Linked DNA regions of Homo sapiens: regions 1, 2 and 4 are each linked to region 3. A link is an interaction called in ENCODE POLR2A ChIA-PET data of the cell type or tissue named here. Cell type or tissue: HepG2. All regions are shown on one strand.

Region 1 (5,000 bases), 52 kb after region 3:
CATTTACCATGCAGTCTTTCGGTCTGGCTTTCTTTCACTTAACATCAAACCTTCTCACTGGCATTGCTGTATGTGCCGTCAGTTCATTCCTTCCCACTGCTGAGACATACCACAGCTGTTTACCAGTTCTTCAGCTGACAGTCAGTGAAGTCCTATGAATAAAGCTGCCACGAATATCCACATACAAGTTTTCCAGTGGACATAGGTTTTATTTCTCTTGGTTGAACACCTAGGAGTGGAACCACTAGGTCATATTGTGAGTTATGTTTAATATTTTAAAAAGCTGCCAAGGCCGGGCGTGGTGGCTCACACCTGTAATCCCAGCACTTTGGGAGGCTGAGGCGGGTGGATCACGAGGTCAGGAGTTTGAGATCAGCCGGGCCAATATGGCAAAACCCCGTCTCTACTAAAAATACAGAAATTAGCTGGGCGTGGTGGTGGGTGCCTGTAATTCCAGCTATTCGGGAGGCTGAGGCAGAAGAATCGCTTGAACCCGCGAGGCGGAGGTTGCAGTGAGCCAAGATGGGGCCACTGCACTCCAGCCTGGGCAAAGAGTGAGACTCTGCCTCAAACAAACAAACAAAAAAGCTACCAAGCTGTTTTCTGAAGTGGTATACCATTTTTCACTTCCATCAGTGATGTCAGAGAGTTGCAGCTGTTCCACATCCTCACTGACACTTTGTATTGTGAGTCCTTTTAATCTTAGCCATTGTAGTGGGTGTGAAGTGGTATCTCAGGATGGTCTTTAATTTGCATTTCCCTGATGACTAATGATGTCATTATTGATTTGCATTTTTCAGGGATTCATTGGCCACTCCATCTCTCCTTGGCTGACATGTCTCTTAAAATATGTTGCTCATTTCTAAATTGGGTTGTTTTCTTATTATTGGTGTAAGACCTCTCCATATATCCCAGATACAAATCTTTCATCAGATAGATGCTTGGCAAATTCTTTCTTTCAGTCTGTAGCTTATCCTTATAGTTTCTTATTAATGTCTTTGCAAGAACAAAAATCCTCAACTTCGATGAAGTCCAATTTATCAATTTTTTTCTTATTTAGTGTGTGCTTTTTATGTCTTATTTAAGAAATCTCTCTGCCAGGCATGGTGGCTCACACCTGTAATCCCAACACTTTGGGAGGCCGAGGTAGCAGGACTGCTTGGGCCAGGAGTTCAAGATCAACACGGGCAATATAGCAAGACCCGTCTCTCCAAAAAAAAAAAAAAAATTTTTTTTTTTTTTTAAATTAGCCAGGCGTGATAGCATGTGCCTGTAGTCCCAGCTACTCTAGAGGATGAGGCAGGAGGATTGCTTGAGCCCAGGTATTTGAGGCTGCAGTGAGCTATGATTCTGCCACTGCACTTCAGCCTGGGTGACAAAGGGAGACCCAGAGAAAGAAAGAAAAGAAAGGAAAAAAAGAAAGAGGAGAGGAGAAGGGAGGGGAGGAGAGAGGAGGGGAGGGGAGGGGAGGGAAGGGGGACAGAGGGAGGGAGGGAGGGAGGAAATCTTTGCCCAACTTGAAGTCCCTATAATTTTCTTTGTTTTCCTCTATAAGTTCTACAGATTTAGCTCCCATATTTAGGTGTTAAGATTCATTTCAAGTTAATTTTTGTATGTGGAATGAAGTGAGGAGCAAGATTAATTTTTTCCCATGTGGCTATCTAATAGTTCATTTTATTATTATTATTATTTTTTTCTGTCTCATCTTCTTTGCTTCTTACTTAGGCTTTATTTCATTTGAAATAATCATCACTAATAAATTAGATCTAATTCTACTTATTTCATTGGGGTCATGTCTGAGCTTTGCAGAAACACCTTACCCTTTTTTCCAGGATAATCAAAGTAAAGAGTTAAAAGATACCACCTAAGTTACCCCACAAAATCCACTATATTTAACAGCTTTTAAACCCAACTCATACTCTCCAGTGTGTTTTAAAATGGCTGTGATCAGCTTATTATTTGCGTATGTTCTGAAGACAAATACTTTTCGGCATTTGCAATCAGCCTTGCAACTGACTTAAAACAATTATTTACATATCACTCTATGTGTAACTCTGTACACACTGTCTGCCCCTTTATAACAATACCTTTTCATTCCTGAATATTCATTTTGATCACTTTTTTGGGTGGCTTGCAAAGAAGCTATAGTTTCTTCAAGAACAATACACTTGTGTATATTTTCTTTTTTTTTCTGTTTTTGTTTGTTTGTTTGTGTGTGTGTATTTTTTGAGACGGAGCTTGCTCTGTCACCCAGGCTGGAGTGCAGTGGCGTGACCTTGGCTCACTGCAAGCTCTGCCTCCCAGGTTCACGCCATTCTCCTGCCTCAGCCTCCCGAGTAGCTGGGACTAGAGGTGCCCACCACCACATCCGGCTAATTTTTTGTATTTTTAGTAGAGACGGGGTTTCACCGTGTTAGCCAGGATGGTCTCAATCTCTTGACCTTGTGATCCGCCCACCTCGGCCTCCCAAAGTGCTGGGATTACAGGCGTGAGCCACAGCGCCCAGCCTTTTTTCTGTTTTTAAAATTTTTTTAAGTCTATTTATTTATTTTGAGACCAGGTTATGAGACTGGCTAATTTGTGGATTTTCTTGGTAGAGACGGGGTTTCGCCATGTTGCCCAGGTGGGTCTCGAACTCCTGGGCTCAAGTGATCCACCCACCTCAGCCTCCCAAAGTGCTGGGATTACAGGCGTGAGCCACTGCACCTGGCCTATTGGTGTATATTTTCTGAGTTCCTGCAAAGCCTATCATTTTTTTTCTGTTGCCTTATTAACATGAGAGAACTTGGTTGGTATTCTTGGGTCTCTGTCTATTTTGCTCAAAACTCTGCAGACATTTTATTTGGACACCTACTCTCACAGCACAGAAGCTGAGGCGGGATTTTTATTCTTCCAAGATAATAAGCTTGTCTCCACCCTCTGCCCTGGTATTACCACGTAGTGTTAAAAGCCAAGTTCCATACCTTGTCCACAGCCATCAACAACCATATGTGTTACTGAGCACTTAAAATACGCAAGTCCAAAGTGAGACGTTCAAAATATATACCAGATTTCAAAGACTTAATATTTACAATCTGTAAAATATCTCAGTAATTCTCAAAATACTGATCTCAGGTTGAAACGATACTATTTTGGATAAATAAAATTAAATGAGATGTATTATTAAAATGTATTGCACTGGTTCTATTTTGCTTTTCAGAATGTGACTACTGGAAAATTTAAAATCACACAGATGAGTTGCTGTTTTATTTCCATCGGGTAGCGCTGCTCAAGAGTCAGACTACCCAAAATTCATGTTTTGGTTCCACAATGCATTCGCTGAGTAATCTGAACAAGTCTCTTTCCTAAGCTTCAGTTTCCTCGCCAGGAAATGGTAGGGATAAAAGAAGATTATGCAAGTTAAGCATATTAGGTTGGCAAATAATCAACTCTTAATAATGGGAATTACTATTCCTAAAAGAAGGATTGTGTTTTAATCCTTGCAATTCAAATAATTTTCTAGGGTGTACACTAATGTGGGCAACTTATCACTGATTTTACCTTAGTTGTCGAGGCTCCTTTTGATCTGCAGGTATACAATTCCTTTTGGTGCTTGACAATTTTCCTTGAGTTTCATCATCCTAGGGATGAAGCAGCCAACACCCTGGGCCTTGCAGTATCTAGAGCCCATAGTTTTCATTAACTTTTTCCAACAACACCTCAGCCACTCAATCCCAGGCTAACATGCCAAAAAAAGAACCCCAAAAAGGGCCTCATCGAAAATACCAAATCTCTAACATCTCACTCCTCAACTCTAGCCTTTTATCCTTTCATAACATTTGGACAAAGACTCTGTGCTCAGTGCAAATTTCCTAACCTCATCATAATTTCCAGTTTACCCTGCCCATTGCTTTCTCATTATTTGTCAAACACCTCTGGTCTTTCTTGTTTTGATCCCAACTCCGTCATTATAACCACACTCTTGAATCAATGAAGTTTTTTGTTTTTGTTTTTTAGATGGAGTTTTGCTCTTGTCGCCCAGCCTGGAGTGCAATGGCGCAATCTCAGCTCACTGCAACCTCCGCCTCCTGGGTTCAAGCGATTCTCCTGCCTTGGCCTCCCAAGTAGCTGGGATTACAGGCACCCACCACCATGCCCGGCTAATTTTTGCATTTTTAGTAGAGACAGAGTTTCACCATGTTGGCCAGGCTGGTCTCGAACTCCTGACCTTAGGTGGTCCACCTGCCTCAGCCTCCCAAAGTGCTGGTATTACAGGCTTGAGCCACCATACCCCGCTGAAGTTGTTTCTTAACAGAAGTTTCTGGTAGGTAAGACTTGTGGTGCATGAGATAGCACTGCAGGGAAGGCTCACAAGAACGAGATTCTGGCATCCGCTCCATCCAAATGCTGCTCTCTTTAGCAGCATTTGGTTAATTCTTTTGGCAAATTCCTTAGAAATAAAACATAATAAAACACATGTCCTCTCTGTGGCATGGAGTTCTTGGGAGGACAGAATGAAAGTAGGTATATGAAAGCACTTCTCTCTCTTTTTTTTAATTTTTATTTTTTGTGGGTACATAGTAGGTGTATATATTTATGGGGTACAAGAGATGTTTTGATACAGATAAAGCATTTCCTTATCAGTTAAATGAAGTATGAATGAGAAGACCACAATAAATAAGAATGAGAAGGAAACAATGCTCAGGATGAGAAAAAAGGTGAGTTGGGACACTTCACTGCTTTTAAATGAGTTTAAGACTCTGAGCTCAGACCAACTGTAGCTCAAGGTGGGGCATGTCACATATGCAGATCTAGACCAAGTGCTGTGATTTGCAGAACCACAGAGAATGTCTCTGTCTATGGGATGGAGACACAATGGGGAGCACATTTAAGCAAGTCAGCAACCTGGAAGGCATTTATTCCACAAGCAGGTCAGAAGACATGTTTTAAGGGTCAACTGTCACCTAGGCTCCATACACTGTCATTTCAGGTACAGTTGAAGAAATGTAGTAGTGATTACT
Region 2 (5,000 bases), 150 kb before region 3:
CCTCCCAGGTTTAAGCCATTCTTGTGCCTCAGCCTCCTGAGTAAGTAGGACCACAGGTGTGCGCCACCAGGCCTGGCTAATGTTTTTTGTATTTTTAAGAGAGAAGGGGTTTCACCATGTTAGCCAGGCTGGTCTCGAATTCCTGAACTCAAGTGATCCGCCCACCTTGGCCTCCCAAAGTGCTGGGAACACAGGTGTAAACCACCACACCCAGCTAATTTTTTGTATTTTTAGTAGAGACAGGGTTACACTATGTTGGCCAGGCTGCTCTCGAACTCCTGACCTCATGATCCACCCGCCTCGGCCTCCCCAAGTGTTGCAATTACAGGTGTGAGCCACCGTGCCCAGCCTACCACAGGTTATTCCTATAACCAATATCCTCACATCCTCATAGGTCCTGCATTCAGAAGTCATTTCGTCTATGATTCATTTCAAAATTTTTTTATTTGAGCACCTGCTTTGGTTCTATTCATTAGTTAACTGGGGACTTGGAAGTTTTTAAAACACAGTCCTTGTTCTCAGGGAGCAAGGCCTGATAGGGAAGGGAAACAGGTAATCACAAAAATGCAAAGCACTGTGATAAATGGGAGGTGGGGAAGAACTATGGGAGCTGGGGTACAGGTAAACTGACTGTGTCTCAGGGGAAGCATTAGGGGAAGGGCATCTTGAAATGAATGATGTCTACACTGAAACTTAAGGATAAAAAAGGTTATATAAGTGAGAGACAGGAAGAACAAAGGTCAAACCAGACAGGCTTCTCTCTCTAGGACAGTGATTTCAAAGGAATGGGTTGCTGAATATCTAGCAGGTAGCAAATACTGTCCACCACATCTGAACTGCAGACCTCAAAAGGTAATGACCCATGTCCCCCTCTTCTCCCAAAAAAGAAAATTTTAGAAAGGCTGCATAAAGTTGTCTAGCATGGGTGAAAACATTTGTCTTTGCTCATAAATCTATAATTATCCACAGGTTATTTCCTTTTTCCTTTTTTTTTTTTTTTTTTTTTTGAGACGGAGTCTTGCACTGTCGCTCAGGCAGGAGTGCAATGGCGTGATCTCGGCTCACTGCAACCTCTGCCTCCCGGGTTCTAGCGATTCTCCTGCCTCAGCCTCCCGAGTAGCTGGGATTATAGGTGCCCACCACCACACCCAGCTAATTTTTTGTATTTTTAGTAGAGACAGGGTTACACTATGTTGGCCAGGCTGCTCTCGAACTCCTGACCTCATGATCCACCTGCCTCGGCCTCCCCAAGTGTTGCAATTACAGGTGTGAGCCACCGTGCCCAGCCTACCACAGGTTATTCCTATAACCAATATCCTCACATCCTCAGAGTGACACAGCAGAATGAATTCTGGGAACACACGCTTCTTCTTTTTTTTTTTTTTTGTAGCTATCCCAGAAGGGGAAGGAAAAAGAAAAAACTGCAGTGGACTTGGAAAACACACTCTTGGCTCTGAGTCCTGATATCACTGCTTAATATCAATATGATTCTTGAAAAAAGTCACTGTGTTTCTAAGCCTCAGATCCTTATTTGTAATATAGTGACAATCCCACATTAACTCCAAGGTGATTGTGAGGAACAAAAAAGAAAATGGGGGCCAGGTGCGGTGGCTCACGCCTGTGATCCCAGCACTTTGAGAGGCAGAGGAGGGTGGATCACCTGAGGTCAGGAGTTCGAGACCAGCCTGGTCAATACGGCAAAACCCTGTCTCTACTAAAAATACAAAAATTAGCCAGATGTGGTGGTGGGTGCCTGTAATCACAGTTACTTAGGAGGCTGAGGCAGAAGAATTGCTTGAACCTGGGAGGCGGATGTTGTGGTGAGCCAAGATGGCCCCACTGTACTCCCGCCTGGGCAACACAGCGAGACTCTGTCTTAAAAACAACAACAACAACAACAAAAGCAAGAAAAATGGCATCTTTAAAGTGGATGCCACTTTAAAGATTTAAATGGCATCTGGTACAGTGGAAGAGTATCCACCAGTGCTGTAGTGGGAATTATTAATGGATAATTAATGTCCAAACCTAGTAAATCATTTTTCTTTGTAATCCACTGATTATTCAAATAATCTTCAAAATTCCCGTGAGTGTGAAATGTACTGGACAACTTGAAATATTTGCAATATTTGCAAACATTTCCAGGCCCATAGCCTTCTCAGTGTTCTGAAAATAGGTGGCTTATAGTGTCACAGCCTGCATGCTTAGGAGATCTCTTGAGGTTATTCCAAGTGGCAGCTAAGAGATACATCCACAGGAAGAAAACAAATAATAATAAAGGAAAGAAAATCCACTGTATGGAAAATTATGAGCTTAAATTATATTCTTAAGCAGCTAATGAGTCTGTTTAGGATGTTAAATATAATCATCATATTGATATGAGCTTATAAGACAATCTGCCAGTTTCTTCAAAGGTTAGGAGTTTGCACTCAGGTCATAAAAGACTTGAGAAACAACATTTCCAAGAGAAACAGAACTCTGTTTATTGACCTTGCTCCTATGGGGCTGCGGAAATATCCTAATTAATGGCTGTGCAGTGCTTTCAAAATATGAAGTAGTACATAAAAGCTTAATAAATGACAGTTACAGAAACTATACATTTCCTCATTAAGGTGTCTAATTATCCCTCACTGAACTTGCCTAATTCCCACTGGATTTAATATAAATTATGTGCATGTGTGCAAAGTAGAAAGAGGATTTTTAAGTGACTACTGCTTCAAGTTATGAAAATGGTTCCATTTGAAACTGGAGCCTTTTAAGCTGAAACAACACGGATTTGGCTTTGGAATGCGTGCCCCAAATCAGACTTTTGACCCTGCTTTTCTGCTGTCAGGTGGAAGGTGGTGCCAAAAAGCTTGACTTTGGCCTTTGCCTGGCATTCGCTGCTGCCTGATCCACCCATTCCCATCCTTGTCGTCGGGGTCTGGGAGCTTGGAGCAAGCCCCTTGCCCCTGAGTGCTCTGCACAGAGGCAACATGCCTTAAATTTGACAAGGACTGTCAAGGGAGCTGGCTGGGATGCATGTGACCCGCAGCACTTTACCTACAGCTGTTGTGCTGGGAGCACAGAGACCAACGCTAAATAAATAAATGAATAAATAAATTAAAAATCAAAGGATTCTCTCATGAACATCTGGTCAAGTAGCAGGGCTTTTCATCTGTGGATCAGAGGGCCATGTTTTCTTTTTAGCAACAGCTCAGTAATCAAGATGGCAGGGAAAGAAAAGTAGGTATCTGTGCAGAGAGGAAAGTGAGAATAATGCTATTTTATGAGCTAGACATTATTTTTTGCCAGTGCAACTGCCAAAAAAAAAAAAAAAAAGAGAAGCTAAACAGGGTGACAATGATGATAATACCTACTATTTATCAAGCAACTGCAGTATACTAGAGAGAAGGAACTTAACTTAGATGACCTCTGATTCTTTTTTTTTTTTTTTTTTGAGACAGAGTCTCGCTCTGTCACCCAGGCTGTAGTGCAGTGGCACAATCTCGGCTCACTGCAACCTCTGCCTCCCAGGTTCAAGTGATTCTTCTGCCTCAGCCTCCTGAGTAGCTGGCACTACAGGCGTGTGCCACCACACCCAGCTAATTTTTTGTATTTTTAGTAGAGACGGGGTTTCACCATGTTGGCCAGGCTGGTCTCGAACTCCTGACCTCGTAATCCGCATGCCTCGGCCTCCCGAAGTCCTGGGATTACAGGTGTGACCCACTGCACCCAGCCAGATGACCTCTGATTCTTATGACAAACTTGCAAAGTAGATGGAATTATCTCTATTTTACAGATGAAGAAACTAAGGTAGACAGAATTACCTCCATTTTACAGATGAAGAAACTAAAGCTTCCATATAACTAACGTGTGGTAAAATTAATTTCACTCTTTGATTTGTGGTCTCAACCATACCATGTGGTCTCAACCTCCTGGGAGCGTGTGTGTGTGTGTGTGTGTGTGTGTGTGTGTGTGTGTGTGTATGTGTGTGTGTATCTACATGCTCATAACTAAATACGGTGAGGCTTTGCTGAATCAGGGGTCTAAAGCCAAAACAAAAGAGTAGCTCCTGGAGGAGCAGTAAGTAAATGTTTGAAGGACTTTGAGAAGACCACAGGCCATAAGCAGACTGCCTCTGTGAAAACCTGGGAAGATCCCAATCATTATAAAAGGCCGGGAAAGGGCTGGGCATGGTGGCTCACACCTGTAATCCCAGCACTTTGGGAGGCCAAGGCTGGCAGATCACGAGGTCAGGAGATTGAGACCATCCTGGCTAACACACGGTGAAACCCCGTCTCTACTAAAAATACAAAAAAATTAGCCGGGCGTGGTGGCGGGCCCCTGTAGTCCCAGCTATTTGGGAGGCTGAGGCAGGAGAATGGTGTGAACCCCGGAGGCGGAGCTTGCAGTGAGCCGAGATCGCGCCGCTGCACTCCAGCCTGGGTGACGCAGCGACTCTGCCTCAAAAAAAAAAAAAAAAAAAAAGCCAGGAAAACTAGGGCTTCCCTGAGGACAGTCCTGTATGAAAAGGAAGCTGTAGGCCTAGGGTAGGGCCTGATCCAAGATTAGTGATAGTGGGTAACCGGATGGAGCCAATAAATATTCAACTCAGGACACTGTGTCAGCGCTAACTTATGTCAACTTTCCCTCCTGCATGGTAGGAACATTCCCTTCTTTCTGCATCTGAAACCATCCAAGTAACTTCATAGCATGTAGAGGACTACTTGCAGGCAAGAACTCTTTAAAACTTTTTTAGCAAAGGGGAATGCCTTAAGCTTGCATTATGAAAACTGTTTAAGAGAAGGTTCTGCCACTATTCCCTCCCTGCCCTATTTTCATTCTTTAGGCTAGCTACAAGAATGTAGCTAGAATTGGGTTGGTCAATTCAGACCACATACCTCCTTGGCTCAGGAGGAGAAAGTAGGGACCAAAGTGCCTGGATGACTCCTTTGAATGAGGTTCAGAGGAAGTTTCAGATGAAACCTTTTATTCCTAAACTCAGTACTTCTCACAGTGTA
Region 3 (5,000 bases):
CTCCTTCAACTATGCCTGCACCATGCTTTTGGAAACTCTCTGCACAAGCAATGGCCATATTACTTTGTAGTTATTTTTGCTTTTTTCTTCCCCTTCTCCATTTACACAGGATTTCCTTCAGAGCAAGAATCACTTCTCTTTCTTGCGCATTCTTTAGTGTCTTCTGTGTCCAACATTACCTGGCACATAGTAGGCATATTTCCATACATATTTCTGAGCTGAATTGAAGCTAGTTAAAAAATGAATAGCATTACGAAGGTACATTGTGCAATCTTCCCTGAAGGTTAATGAAAAACGAAAATGGAGCCACATTTTTTATTTTGTTTCCCCATCAATTTACTGAGCCCAGTGTTGAGCCTTACTAGATGCTTGGAATACAGAGATAAATAAAACAGGGCACCTGCCTGGGAAGTAAGGAAAATGAGATGTAAGGCTCCCCCCACCACGTGGCAGCCACCATGCTTGGCACGGCCACACAAAGTAACTCAATGAAGGGGAAGGCCACTGGAGGACAAGGAAGCCGTCTACAAGAGATTACTCACTGCCCCTTCCAGCAAATGGGTTCTAGAAAATGAGCTTCTGATCTCCTCTCTGATTGCTGGCAAGTTTGCTGAATTTCAGAATGCTTAATACAGAGTTAAAAGGCATTTTAGGATATCTTCCAGTCCAGTGTTTTTGAAACTAGGGTTTGTAACACATTTGAAGGTTGTGAAAATAATTCAGTGGATCTGAGCAAGCATTTTAAAAATTAAAATACATTAAATAGATTAGAAAAGAAATATAAAAATTCACTGAACATAGTAAGGTCAAGTATTGTTTTACGAAAATATTGTTTTAATTGCTCATCTGCATATATGTGTGTATATATGCCTGTATAAACATACATACACACATATGTCTTTTGGATTGTGATGAAAAATGTATTTCTGACTGTAGGATACAATCAAAAAAGTGTGAAAAGTATGGTTGGCCCTACATCTGCACTTCATAGATTCTTTGTCAAAATTTTCTGATTAAAAGAAAAAAAAAAAGGCAAGTCCTGGTAACAGAATCCTGCCAGCTCTTTTAATAAAAGAACTGGTAAATAAATTCCCCATGCCCATGGGCATCCGCACTTCACACTCATCTTATCACCAACCCTGAGGACTGGATGTTCTTTTATTAAAGGAGCCAGTGGGATTCCACATAGGCCCAATGGGGTAAATAACTTGCTCAAACATATCCTGTTCTATTAGCTAGGCTGGCTTGACAAACTTATGTGGAAAGTTCCTTAAATAGCCTACAATGCAATTTCCTTTAGATTGTCACAATCAAGATCAGAATATCTAGAAATGATCTAATTAAATCCTCCAAACTTTTTTTTTTTTTTTTGAGACAGGGTCTCGCTCCACTACCTATACTGGAGTGCAGTGACACGATCACAGCTCACTGCAGCCTCAAATTTTCCAGGTTCAGGTGATCCTCCCACCTCAGCCTACCAAGTAGCTGGGACCACACCCACCTGGCTAATTTTTGTATTTTTTTGTAGAGAAGAGGTCTTGCTATGTTGCCCAGGCTGGTCTCAAATTCCTAGGCTCAAATGATCCACCTGCCTTGCCCTCCCAAAGCGCTGGGATTACAGGTGTGAGCCACTGCACCCGGCCCTCTAATCTCTTAAGATGTGTAGTAATAAGACAAAATATGGGCTTTGAAGTTCTTCTGACCCGGGATAAAATTCCCAGCTCTACTGACCATGTGACCTCAGATGCCTGTGGGGGCTCAGGTCCTTCATCTGCACCACTGGCAGTGGCCTGGTGCACGGGGGCCAGTCCCTTTTACCCTGTGGAGGCCTGCAAAAAATAGGAGCTTGGTGTACATTAACAGCTCCTGCCTTCTACTCCCCTTCTCTTTCTATGAATATTTGCAGAGAAGTTAAAAAGTAACCACATTGCCAACTACACTAATGAGTCAAGGAGAAGGACTGCTGAGAAAATGGCATTTCTCCTCCTTCGACAAAAACAACAGAGCCATGTGAACCTCCATTCTGTGACTGGGGCGCCAAGAGGCCGGGCCTTGCCAAGTCCCCCCCTGTGCTGTTTGCTAGTGAAGAGTTTGGAGTTGACTAAGTGCCAACCTCAGCTCGGCTGTGTGTGCTTGATCCTATGACCAGCCCAGCCCTGACCTTTTCTGGTATTTATGATGTTGGATTGGATTTTGATCACTGTTTGAGCTCTTGACACAAAATAAACAGGATGACCCTTTTCCCTGGGAGGGACAAGTGCCAGGATTTTAATCCCGTCTCCAAACACTCCTCCCAAACAGTACCCTGCCCCACTGCCCCCATGGCAAAACAACCAAGACACAGTGTCTCTTTTGTTGCAGTAGCCAGCAGATCCTGGGATAGCAACCTTAGGGCAGTGAATCTCAACCCTGGCCACACTTCAGCATTATGTAGGGAGCTTTCAAAAATACGGCAGGCCACTGCCCATACCAGAGGTTCTGACTTGGCTGATATGGGGTAGACCTGGGCATCATTATTCTTCACGTGCTCCCCAGATGATTATAACTTAAAGGCAGTGTTGACAACAACTGCACTCAGAGAAGAGAAGGTGCCCAGTTTTCCTATAAAGTATGGCAGACGGGCACAGCGGCTCACACCAGTAATCCCAGCACTTTGAGAGGCGGAGGTAGGCGGATTGCTTGAGCACAGGAGTTCAAGACCAGCTTGGGCAACGTGGCAAAACCCCATCTCTATTAAAAAAAAATATAAAAATTAGCCAGGTGTGGTGGTGCACACCTGTAGTTACAGCTACTCATGGTGGCTGGGGTGGTGGGTTGCGGGGGGGGGGGGGCGGGGGGCGGGTTGCAGGGGGAGAATCACCCAAGCCCAAGAGATTGAGGCTGTAGTGAGCCGTGATTGTGCCACTGCACTCCAGCCTGGGCTATAGAGCAAGACCCTGTCTCAAAAAAAGTGGGGGAAAAAAAGAAAAAAAAAAAAAAAGAAAATATGGCAGGGAGAGGTTAATTGGATCACCAAGATTACGGAGCCGGGGCTGGGACTTGAACACAGGGCAAGCCGACTTTTTGACTTTTATGTTTTAGCATAACAAAGAAAAATGGTTGTGATGCAAAGTTAAGACGAAAAAGACTGGTATACAAACAGGATTATATTATGATCCCAATTTTATAAAAGAATCCATCCTATATGCACAGAAAAGCATCTGAAATATTAACAATAGCTGACTGTAGGTAGTAGAAATATACACAATTGAGTTTCATTCTTTACCTTTGTGCTGATACGGACATGCATTGTTTTATTCATGACACACATGTATAAAGTGGATCAGTCTGGAGAACCTTAATGATGCCTCCAGCAGAGCAATCCATTCTTGAAAAGGTCTAGTCAATTCTTGTTTTTTCCTTCACTATTACAATGAGGCCCAGAGGGTCTTTTTGTGCTGACTGCCCTCATCCTGTCTGGAGTCATCGTCTTACTGTTCTACAAGGAAAACACATTTTCTTTCCAAAAATTAAAAAAAAAAAAAAAAGGCAGTGCTGATGTCATGGGATATCAGGGTATCTCTAAAATCTTAAGTCAAGGAAACAAACATTTGGGGTTGAGCCCCTACTGTACGTGTCTATGAGAAACATTAAGAGCTATTCAAGGCTGGGTGCAGTGGCTCATGTCTATAATCCCAGCACTTTGGAAGGCTGAGGCGGGTGGATCACCTGAGGTCAAGAGTTGGAGAACAGCCTGGCCAACATGGTGAAACCCCATCTCTACTAAAATACAAAAATTAGCTGGGTGTGGTGGCGGCTGCCTGGAATCCCAGCTACTCAGGAGGCTGAGGCAGGAGAAACCCTTGAACCAAGGAGGTAGAGGTTGCATTGAGCCGAGATCGCACCACTGCACTCCAGCCTGAGCAACAAGAGCAAAACTCTGTCTCAAAAAAAAAAAAAAAAAAAAAGAATAAAAGCCCACTTCCATTGTAACTGCTACCAGATCTGTCTCCAGAGATATAGACTACAATCTAGCATGATTTGGAAGCCAAATGTTATGTTTTGAGATTCTCCCTGGGCTGAGCCAGCAGGTCACTGTTCATTAGTTGAACTCTCATGGGAACCCTGTTTGGGGCAGATTTCGTCATTCTTCCTCACTCTGTGTCTCCATTCCTGCCTTGGACAGTGTTTCATGCCGGATATAAACTCAGTGACTCAAGTCCCCTTGGTGACTTCAGGGTCCCTCTTATTTGCTCCTTTAAAGGAACAGAAGGGAGAAAAATATATCGTAGAATCCAAAGAGCCCAGAGGCCAGAGACCTAATTTTGTTTATTCAATAACTAATATTTTAGTATCTAGTAGGCTTGGATAGGTATATAGAACCTTGAAGGCACAGCCAGCAGGACTTACTGGAAGATAAATGTAGGGTATGAGGACAAGAGAGGTACCAAAGATGCCCGCTTTTATATGGTTCTGGCTTTGCCCCTGACAGTGTGAATTTGCATCAGATCCATAGACCTGAAAGAGACACTGGGCCCACCTACTCAAATCCATTTATTTTACTAATCATTCATGCTTTCTATAGTCACTCAGTGAAGCACTTACTGAACAGATAGCTTAGGATCAGAAAGGTAGAGGGACTCGCCTACAGCTAGTAAAGATGAAACACAGACTTCTGTCCAAGCGAAGTTCTCTTGAAATTGCATCATCCAAGTCAAAGACCTTAGAACCTTCTTGACCTTTGCAACAAAAGGCACTGAGCTAACTCATGACCTCTAAGATCCCTTCCAGTCCTTCTTTCCTACATGTGTGCATGTAAGTAAAGCTACAAAATGCTCTGTTTCCCGCTGCTTCTGTACAAGACTGGAAAGAAAATTTATCTTTCGACACATCCCTTTCCACTTTGACACTAATTTATTTTTTAATTGATCTCCCAGTAAGGCACACACCTAATTGGCTTGAATGGTGACACAGTTAATTAGGCCAAAAAAGAAAAAAAGAAAAAAAAAAAGGCCCAGGAT
Region 4 (5,000 bases), 64 kb before region 3:
TTAGTAGAAATGGGGTTTCACCATTTTGGTCAGGCTGGTCTCGAACTCCTGACCTCAGGTGATCCACCTGCCTCGGCCTCCCAAAGTACTGGGATTACAGGCATGAGCCACTGTGCCCGGCCTAGTCTGTCTTTTAAAAGGCAATACAACTAGACAGGTGCTGTGCTTGGTGACAATGGTAGAGACATGGCGCTTACCCCCTTATGCCTGGCACGCTTTGCATATTGACACTGCCTGCCTTCCACCTGCATACATGTGAGTCTGAGACCTCACTGTTATCAGGACACAAATCACCTCTGGAGTTTTGATAAGTCATCCGGAGCCTCACCTTGAACATCTGCTTTGACATAATAAGGAATAACTGGGAAACAGTTCTCTTTTTGATTCATTTGTGGTCACAAGAGGAAACCAACCACAGCTTACAGGAAAATAAGGAGTGTGGAAAAAGAGTGGGGTGCTGTGGGCTAGCTGATGTCCCCAGAGAAAACTCAGCTGTCAGCAAGATGGCAATGCTCCTGCATCCAAAACACAGCTGCTCATCTGTAATCTTGAGGCAATTTTGTTCAGGGGATAACTGGCTGAAAAGAAGAGAGCTGAAGTGAGAGGCCAGGAACTTGTTTCTGACAGTAATATCAGAAGATAAGGAGATGGAATGCCCTCTTTTGTCAAACTGCACCTCTTTTCACTCCACCATCTACAGGACATGCACCAGGGAGGGGGAGCCAGGCTGAATTTGGGGACAGGGAATGGCATAGTCTACTCACTGGAACAGAGTCTTTGTGTTTAATATGAGGGGTTTAGAAGCTTTTTCAGGAATCTTGCCTAATCCCATATAGAAGATGAATACTGGGGTGGGACTACCAGGGTTTGAATCTCTGTTTCATCTCTTCCTATTTGCATCACTTTACCAGTCAAAGGCAAGTTGCATATCTCTTAATTGGTCTCCTTATTTGTTAAATAAGGATGATAATAATAGGATTTATGTGATAGAGATGGTTATGAAGACAAACTGAAGGAGATCAAGGTAGAGAAAATGTTTAGACCAGTTCCTAGTACCTACTTGATAATCAGCATCAGTGAGTCATATTTATTTATTTATTTATTTATTTATTTATTTATTTATTTATTTATTTATTTTGAGATGGGGTTTCGCTCTTGTTGCCCAGGCTGGAGTGCAATGGCATGACTTAGGCTCACTGCAACCTCCGCCTCCCAGGTTCAGGGGATTCTCCTGCCTCAGCCTCCCAAGTAGCTGGGATTACAGGCATGCACCACGACACCTGGCTAATTTTTTGTATTTTTAGTAGAGACGGGGTTTCTCCAAGTCGGTCAGAGTGGTCTCGAACTCCCGACCTCAGTTGATCTGCCCCGCCTCAGCCTCCCAAAGTGTTGGGATTACAGGCGTGAGCCACCGCACCTGGCCTAACTCATTATTTTTTTCACAGCTTTATTGAGATATAATTAGCATACTGTACAATCAGCCATTCTTTTTAACCATGTCTGCTGCCCAAACACCATCCAGAGCCCCTAATTTGGATAGGTGTTATTAGAGAATATTGTCTGTGAAAGGAAAATAAATCTTGGGACCCCAAAATCACTAAGCCAAAGATAAAAGTCAAGCTGGGAACTGCTGGCAACTGCCTCAGGCAAACCTGCTTCCCATTATATTCCTAAATAAGATAGCTACAAAGATTTTAAAAAGAAAAAACAAAAGCTACGTATCTTCCTCACAATTTGGCCACAAGGAAATTCCCTGTGAAACTCAATATCTTTATTCTAAAACAATTCTGCTGAACTTCACCTGGCAATGTAAATTGATAGCTGATTAGCTGATCTTCACAGGTGTGGGACAGACAGTCCTCCCTCTGCTCACCTGAGACAAACGCATACCTGGATTGCTTCCTCTGCCCTATTTATGTAAAAATGCAGATTCATTGAGCCAGACTAAGGCAAAAGTGACTATTTCTCCACCACTCTTCTCACTGTAAATTGTGTGTTCAGTGAATGGATGATCAAAGACTCAAAAGAATGCAACCCTTTGTCTCTTATCTACCTATGACCTGGAAGCTCCGCCTACTACTTCGACTTGTCCCTCCTTTCTGGACCAAACCAATGCACATCTTATACATATTGACTGATGCATCACGTCTCTGTAAAATGTATACAAGCAAGCTGTCTCCTGACCACCCTGGGGCACATGTCTTCAGGACTTCCTGAGGCTGTGTCATAGGCATGTCCTTAACCTTGGCAAAATAAACTTTCTAAATTGATTGAGACTGCTCTCAGATACTTTGGGTTCATATGTCCTTTAAATGAAGTAACATTTCCTTTTTGGTTCTCTTCCCTATCCCACTGCACCCCGCCCCCCAGCCCAAAGAATACTAGGTATTAACTACACCCAAAAGGTGCTCTCCAAAGGTATACATTCATGACCAGATCATAAGCAAGGAGGGCAGAAGCAGAGAAACTCAAACGGCGATGTCAGAGTGTGGATAACTAACATTAGCAGAACGTGCACACAGGACCTTTTCATGCACGCAACATGCAGCTTCGGTGACATGACTCGGATGTGAGTCATGAGGTGCTGCCCTGCGATTCTTCGGCTCGGTGACAATTGCTGGAATCGAAGGACAGTGGGGAGCCTTCTGAGCCTGTCACAGTGCTCTTTTCTCAGGTCACAGAAATAACTTTCCTGGGAAAAGTTTCCAAAGAGATGAAAAAGAAACAGCTCAGAGCTGCGTGGCGGCTCACCGCTAAGTTTTCAAAGTGCCACTGGTGACAAGAAATTCTGGGAGGAATGTTCTCAGAAAAAGCCCCACCTGGGGCGTGAGAGACCCTGACACTTCATATGTACAGATTTCTTCCTTCTTAGTTGAATCAGGAGATCAAGTGACTATAATTACAGGCTGCAGCAAAAGCAAGGCCAGGCCAACGGGTCCCTTCCAAGAAAGGGTTTGCTGTCAGTTATAAGGAATGGGGAATTTTTCAATCTCTAAAGAACTCTTTGTTAAAAGTTTCTACTTGATAATTATGCCGTCTAAAGATGCTTTGTCAAAGTCCCTCTTTGTTTAGAAACTATGCTTGCTTGTTCTTTTGGGTTCAACAAAAGATCAGGGAAAAATGTGTCAATCTGTATTCCAAATAAGGTAAATGAAAACTGCCTGTCCTCATGGGACCTTAATTTCATGTCCAAGAAAAGTAGTAAAAGCGTTCAGAATACCCCCAAAGCTTGCCTGTGGTTAGACACAACTCCCCCCAGCCATGCACACACGCACCCCCACGTTCGCCACAAAATGCCAGTGAGCTCCGCCAGGTCTTAGAGCTCAGCTGAGTAATTCCACCTTCAAGCAATGGGTTAGAACCAGTATGGCTATGACCCAGGAAAGTACTAAGCATTGCAATTCATCGGTAACAGATGGAGAATTAAGGCCTTTGGTCACCATCAGTCTTTCGATGTCCTGCAAATTCCATTTCATTGCAGTAAAAATAGCCCAAGTGCTTGGATAAAGGATCCCTGACTGTCGCTGATCTAAAATACTCACCCTCTGCTGAAACCAAACCTCTTTCTACGTTTCTCAAATGGGCAGCATCTCTATTTGCATCTGAGTCACAGGTCTAACTCCTTCCTTTTCCTGGAAGCCCTCCTCTAACTCAATGGCTCTTTCCTCTACCTCTTCAGGGTTAAAGGTGAGCCCTATTTCACTCACCCACGCATAGGTTGATTAAGCTCTAATTATGTCAAGTTCAATGGGCACTGGGAGAGAGGAGGATAGGGCCCCATCTCTGCTCACAGTCCAGTCCAGAGGGAGCAATAACATGGACCACAGGGGCCATTCTCAGAGAAGAAGCTCATCAAATGCTTGGGAAATAAGCAATACTTTCCAAACGGGCTTCCACTGGACACCAGTGCCCTGAGCCACTGTGTGCCTGCCATAGTCTCTTCTTTGAGCTTCAAAACACATGGAAGTACACTGAAGGCTAAAGGAGCTCCAGGCTTAAACCAGTTTCACCCACAATCTCCCCAATGTATTTAGCCATGGAGGCTCTTTTGCCTAGAACACCTATTAACATCTTGTGTTCTGCAAAATAGTCTGGGAAACAACACCGCATTGCAAAGTAGGATGAAATAATGGCCATGAGAGAACTTCAAATAAAGAGCCAAAGGGCGAAACTTCCTCCATGCTGCTTTCCTAACTGCAGAAAGATGAAGAGGTCAAACAGATTTGTTTGGGAACTCAGTTTTGCCTTTTGCTATTTGCTACCTGTGACCTTGGCCAAGTCAATTAGCCCCTCTGAACCACAATTTCTTCATCTGTAAAAACATAATGAACTGTCACAGGATTTCTGTGTGAATTAAATGAGATAGCACATGAAAGCATCTGGCACAATGCCTAGGAGGAATCTAGTAGGTGCTCAATAAGCATTTCTTTCTTTCTTCTCTTAGTTCCACTGTGTTCCCGTAGCAGGGATAGTCCAAGTCCCTGATGTGGCACTTAAAGATGTGAGAGGGCATCGCTAACTATCTTCTCCAGTGGACAGATTTCCTAGAACATGGATGTTGGGTACCGGGGGACTTAGACCTTCCATTTAGCCCCCAGGATGGAGCAGGTGGCTCAACATGTAGTTGACACCAAGGATTTTTACTGTACAACAGCTTTTCCCCCAAGGAACCTCACCATTCATATGAGTGTTCCTGGTAGCAAGTGGCATCCTTTTTTGTTTAAGCCTGAATTCCTGAGGCCAACTTTCCTCCTGCAAGCAGGTGCCAACTTCCTCTGTGGCCAAGAGAAAGGTGCTCTCCAACTGGGGGGCGAGGTCTCCCATGCACCCCTTGATGCTGCCCTGGGGTTATGCCTGATGTTGCATTTACTAGACAGCCCTGACATTGTCCCATTCCCCTATTAGACCCTCTGCTCTTTCAGAACAGGAACATGGTCTTGTTTATTGGTATCCTCCAACACCTAGCACAGCATCTGGCACCTGATGAGCATTCAGCAAAT

What was found. Peaks named below come from ENCODE experiments on the same cell type or tissue, not always from the same donor. Only the 100,000 strongest peaks of a DNase experiment are listed, where the experiment ranks them.
Region 1: POLR2A ChIA-PET joins it to region 3 with 5 read pairs; 2 of 35 experiments call an interaction of 5 or more read pairs at or near these places.
Region 2: POLR2A ChIA-PET joins it to region 3 with 5 read pairs; 2 of 35 experiments call an interaction of 5 or more read pairs at or near these places.
Region 4: POLR2A ChIA-PET joins it to region 3 with 6 read pairs; 5 of 35 experiments call an interaction of 5 or more read pairs at or near these places.

What each region holds. Positions count from the first base shown.
Region 1 is chr22:33,590,631-33,595,630 of GRCh38, forward strand. All of the region lies in intron 5 of LARGE1 (LARGE xylosyl- and glucuronyltransferase 1), which reads right to left. Among named protein-coding and RNA genes, the nearest start is that of SNORA50B, 110 kb to the right of the region's middle. In HepG2, no CTCF peak of the experiment used is centred here; a DNase peak (open chromatin) is centred at 2,001.
Region 2 is chr22:33,390,781-33,395,780 of GRCh38, forward strand. The region is part of intron 7 of LARGE1 (LARGE xylosyl- and glucuronyltransferase 1); the gene reads right to left. Among named protein-coding and RNA genes, the nearest start is that of MIR4764, 43 kb to the right of the region's middle. In HepG2, no CTCF peak of the experiment used is centred here; a DNase peak (open chromatin) is centred at 2,841.
Region 3 is chr22:33,538,237-33,543,236 of GRCh38, forward strand. The region is part of intron 6 of LARGE1 (LARGE xylosyl- and glucuronyltransferase 1); the gene reads right to left. Among named protein-coding and RNA genes, the nearest start is that of MIR4764, 100 kb to the left of the region's middle. In HepG2, no CTCF peak of the experiment used is centred here; DNase peaks (open chromatin) are centred at 2,095 and 4,125.
Region 4 is chr22:33,474,341-33,479,340 of GRCh38, forward strand. The region is part of intron 6 of LARGE1 (LARGE xylosyl- and glucuronyltransferase 1); the gene reads right to left. Among named protein-coding and RNA genes, the nearest start is that of MIR4764, 40 kb to the left of the region's middle. In HepG2, no CTCF peak of the experiment used is centred here; DNase peaks (open chromatin) are centred at 2,051 and 2,541.